Linked DNA regions of Mus musculus: region 2 is linked to region 1. Evidence: chromatin loops called from intact Hi-C (ENCODE). Cell type or tissue: heart. All regions are shown on one strand.

Evidence for each region. Peaks named below come from ENCODE experiments on the same cell type or tissue, not always from the same donor. Only the 100,000 strongest peaks of a DNase experiment are listed, where the experiment ranks them.
Region 2: it touches region 1 in a loop (2.0-fold over the local background); 5 of 42 quality-filtered maps call a loop at or near these places.

The regions. Positions count from the first base shown.
Region 1 is chr15:59,280,046-59,282,545 of GRCm38, forward strand. All of the region lies in intron 2 of Gm36617 (a long non-coding RNA gene), which reads left to right. Among named protein-coding and RNA genes, the nearest start is that of Sqle, 34 kb to the right of the region's middle. In heart, a CTCF peak has its summit at 942 (motif pointing right); no DNase peak of the experiment used is centred here; H3K4me3 peaks cover 453 bases; H3K27ac peaks cover 469 bases.
Region 2 is chr15:59,226,534-59,229,033 of GRCm38, forward strand. No RefSeq gene overlaps it. Among named protein-coding and RNA genes, the nearest start is that of Gm36617, 18 kb to the right of the region's middle. In heart, no CTCF peak of the experiment used is centred here; no DNase peak of the experiment used is centred here; H3K4me3 peaks cover 399 bases; H3K27ac peaks cover 930 bases.

The DNA of each region.
Region 1 (2,500 bases):
CCTGACGTCAGTGTCCTCAGTGATCTGACCTCTTCGGCTGCCTCATTCTCCCTCTCCACGCCATGATGCCGTGAACCTGCTTTGGTCTGACTCCCCTGTTAAGTTTCCAGCCTATCTGCGTCTCCGCACTCCGGACATTTGCACTGGCCAGTCCTGAGGGTCTCAGCTGAAATGTCACCTCCCCACGGAGTCTTCTTGCTTCACCTTTGCCAGCTGTTCTGTCTCCTTGGTGCTTTTGTTTACTTCAGACCACTAAACCACAACCGGAACTACTTATTGTTTGTCTCTTGTTCTCCGCCTCCCAGCAGGCTGCAGACTCGCTTGAGAGTAAATGGTCTTTTTCACTGTTAAAGGGATACATCTGGAGTCCTTCAAACAATGGCAGCTGAAACAGCAGCAACAGCAACAACAACAACACATTACTATTTCTTCTGTACCTATATTGGGCAGCCACGTTAATTTTTCAACGCCTGTCAGTTTGCCTCCGATTTCAGCAATTACCCCCGATCCAGGCCTTCGCATTACTTTCTTGGGTTTATACTTGCTACTTTTTTTTTTTTTTCTATCACAAACACCGGGACCAAAAGTAACTCGGGGGAGAAAGGCTTTATATCACCTTGAGGGGCTATCACCAAGGGAAGGCAGGTGTTAAAGCAAAAACCTGGAGGCGGGAACTGAAGCACGGAGGGGTGCTTACTGGTTTGCTCCCTGTGGTTTACTCAGCTTGCTTTCTTTTTTGTTTTGTGTTTTTGGTTTGTTTGTTTGTTTCCAGACAGGGTTTCTCTGTATAGCCCTGGCTGTCCTGGAACTCACTTTGTAGACCAGGCTGGCCTCGAACTCAGAAAGAAATCCACCTGCCTCTGCCTTCCGAGTGCTGGGATTAAAGGTGTGTGTGCTCCACCACATCAGGCTTCAGCCTGCTTTCTTATGCCACCCGCGACCACAGGATGGCACCACTCACAGTGGAATGGGCCCTCTAAGGCAATCATCAGTAAAATGTTCCGTAGACCTGCCTACAGGGCAATCTGATGTTGGTCATTCCACACCGGGAGTGAGGTTTCTTCTTTCTGGATGACTCCTGCTTCTGTCTAGCCACCCCACAACACACATGGACATGAGTCATTCACTCACTAGTATCTATGAGGAGTCCATAAGCCCAGCTCAGAAGGGCGCTTTCACCAAATCTAACACCAAGTTTCTAACTGAATGGGAAAGCAGGCGAACAACTCAGTAAGGTGGTCCCCCGACACTGTAGTAGAGAACTACTGTATGCCCCAAGGGATGGAGAGGGTAGAGATGGTGATGGCAGAGGTGGAGAGGGTGGGGTGGAGGAGGTGTAGGGGTGAAAAAGTAGAGGATGGAGAGGCTATGGGTGTAGGGGGTAAGAATGGAGAGTGTAGGGTTTGAAAAAGTAAGGATGGATAGTTTAGAAATGGAGAGGATAGGGTAGAGAGGATGCAGATGGAGAGGATGCAGATGGAGAGGATGCAGATGGAGAGGACAGGTGAAGAGGGTAAGGGTGGTTAGGGTGGGGGTGATGAGTGTAGGAATTGAGAAAGTGGGGGTGTCCAGGGTAGGGTTAAAGAAGGTAAGCATGGCATGTAGGGAAAGAGAAGGTGGAAGTGAAGAAAGGTTGGGATGCTAAGGTGGAGAGGGTAGGGGTGGAGAGTGTATTTTTGGAAAGGTCAGGCATCTCCATGCCGCTAAAGGTTCTGGCCAAACTTCCCATAAATGGCTCTCGAGCAACTGTCTCCAGGAGTTCCCAAGTAGATAAGCAGTGTCCGAGGGGAGTCTCAGATGGATGAGGTCGTTCAGATCCACGAGCTAAAGAGCTATGCCGGCGAGTTTGCACTGAGGTACAGCTTGTGAGCCAGGGAGGCGAGGCAGGCATTTCAGAGATGCGTCTGTGGGAACTGAGTCCCTGCTTCATCCGTCTCTAAGGAGCTAAGTGACCTTGTTTCCTCTTCTCTGGCTGGCTGGTAGGTACTTAACGAAAACCAAACTCTCCATACTTTGAAATTTTCCACGAGCATCCAGGCCCTCCACCCACCGCCCCACCCACTCCATATGAGCACCAGTGCACTGGATAGTCACATTTTTCCTAGCAAAGCAAGTGTTCTGAAAAAAAATTGCAATTAGTGGGAAATCTTGGCTCTGATATGGTCATAACTTTGAAAGGAACTGAGACTATAAATAGGAAATCATAGGTTAGCACCATGTCTTATATTATTAATCATCACGCCCAGGTCAGACTACACACCCCAAGGTGATGTTACCGTCAGGCCAGAGACCCTTTGTTCCATTTTTTTCTAATAGTGTCTACCACTTTCTAATTGTAAGACATCCGTCTGCAGCAGTGCTTTTCAAGATTCCTAATGCTGCGGCCCTCCAATTCAGTTCCTCAGGTTGTGATGTCCCCAACCATAAAATTACTGTCTGCTACTTAATTAATTTTGCTACTGTAATGAACCACAATCGCATACTATATGAATCATAGTAT
Region 2 (2,500 bases), 54 kb before region 1:
TGTGTATGTGTATGTGTATGTGTATGTGTATGTGTATGTGTATGTGTATGTGTATGTGTATGTGTATGTGTATGTGTATGTATAATGTATATGTATAATGTATATGATGCATATGTTGTATATATATGTGTATATGTATGTACGTACATACATATGTAGGTATATGGATATGAGTATGCATGTGCACCTGTGAAATTGGTGAAACAGATGGTAGAGACTGACCAGTGTGTGTGTGTGTGTGTGTGTGTGTGTGGCCTTCTCTCTGTCCTTTTCTTTCTTGCTGGCCACTTAAGAGTTAAACAAGTTCAGAGATTCTCACTGGATATTCTTGCCAGCCCCAGATAATTAAGTTTTGTTTCATCAGTAGTGCTGACCCTGTAAATTGCCTGCCCATGTCATCTGAGAGGGGCTATTGGCTGCCTGCCTCAGTTTACCCTGTGGTGTTAAAGCTGGACTTGGACATGATTAGCTCCTTCTGAGAGGTATTCAGCTGTCTGACTTGCGTTCCCTGTCTCCTGAAGTCTTAGACATTGTATAGCTCAGGATAATCACCATGAAGGACAAGGGCTGACGAAAGTGTGGGGCTCGGAGCAGCCCTAATCTCTGCCCTGAGAAAGGTGTCTGCACTTCTGAATTTTCATGGTCAGAAGAGTGGACGCTGGATGAGCTGTGACCTGCAAATCCTGGCCCAGTAGCTGCAGAACTTCCCTCCTAGACTTAAATAATGGAACAGGAAGCACGAGAAGGAGCTCTGGGGTTCATTGATCTGTCCAGGTGCAGAATGGGGTAGACTTGGAAAAAGAGCAGAATAAGGGGATCCACGGAGGACAAAAACCACACACCAGCACAAGCAGGCAGAATCAAGGGTTGACCTCTCTCTTTGGTTCCACAGTGTCCTTGTAGCACTCTATGAGAAGCCAAAGTCGCAGGACAGAGTATGTAGCAGATAAGCAGAGTTCCCTATCAGAAGGTGGTTAAGTGGAAGTGCTTAGAGCGTGAGGCTTCTCTCAGGGACTCAGAGTCACCCTCTTAGTATAGCAGTGCTGCTCTGACACCATGCTGGAAATCAAGAAGCTTAGTCAGACATGGCAGAAACTTCTGTTCACCATCTGGAGTCCAGGAAGTTGAAGATCCAGATGCCAGTAGTCCAGTATCTAAGGAGGACCTGCTTCGTGGTTCATAATTAATATCTTCTCACTGTGTCAGTTAGGATGGTGTCTCTCTCAGTGCCTCTGTGACGGAACCAGCTCTCGGCACAATCTCCTGTGGTCTCTTCCTTGAGGATTGGAGATTTCAGCAGGTGAATTCCAGGGTGTGGGATGCAAGCACTCAGCCAGCACTGGGGGTTTCTATTAAGACCAAGAGATGCATTAGGACCAAAGGCTCCTTCCAGGATGCTTGACGGAGGGAGGTAATGCTGGAAACCAACAGTAAGAGAAGACAAAGGGCTCTGAGATAAGTGGTATTTCAACCACAGGGAAGAAGGAAGGAAGGTGTGCTGGTTTGTTTTTGTCAACTTGATACAAACTAGAGTTACCAAGAGAGAAGGAACATCGATTGAGAAATGGCCTCTGTCAGACTGGGCTGTGGGCACATCTGTGGGGTATTTTCTTGATTACTGATTGAAGTGGGAGAGCCCAGCCACTGTGTAGGTAGTGCCACTCCTGGGAAGGTGGGCCTGATGGGTAGAAAAAAAAGAAAGAAAGAAAGCAGGCCTAGCCAGCCAGTAGAGCCGCTAAACAACATTCCTCCAGACTTTCTGCTTTAGTTCCTGCCTCCAGGTTCCTGCCTTGAGTTCCTGCCCTGCCTTCCTTGATGATGGACTGCGACCTAGGAGCCAAACAAACCATTTCCTCCTGGGTTCACCACAGTCAGACTACGGTGCAAAGACAGATTATTCTTGGACCAAGCACAGCTTGAACCTTTCTTTTCTTATTTTTTTCTTATTTTTTTGTCCTTCTGATTTCTCCGTGGCCTGCATAGTGCTGTCTGCATGGGATTGACAGCAGGAATTCAGGAGATGCACGTTGTGGGAGAGAACAAGACAGTGCAGTCAGTGGGGGACATTCCATTGTCATCCCTGTGAGATTGGAGTCAGCATGGAGCTGGAGTTAGCTTGCCCTGCAGGAGCCACTGGCAGGGTCTGGAACGCAAAGCAGGGATGGAACTAATGAGACAGACTTTCCAAGCAGGAAAATCTTCTAAATTGTCTTGTTTGCCATTGGATTTAGGGTTTCTGTGGTGGTTTGAATATGCTTGACCCAGGGAGTGGGATTATCTGGAGGTTGGAGTAGGTGTGGCCTGGTCAGAGGAAGTGTGTCACTGTGGGGGTGGGCTCTAAGACCCTTGTCCTAGCTGCCTGGAAGCTAGTCTTCTACCAGCCTTCAGATGAAGATGTAGAACTCTCAGCTCTGCCTACACCATGCCTGCCTGGATGCTGCCGTGCTCCTACCTTGATGATAATGGACTGAACCTCTGAACCTGTAAGCCAGCCCCAATT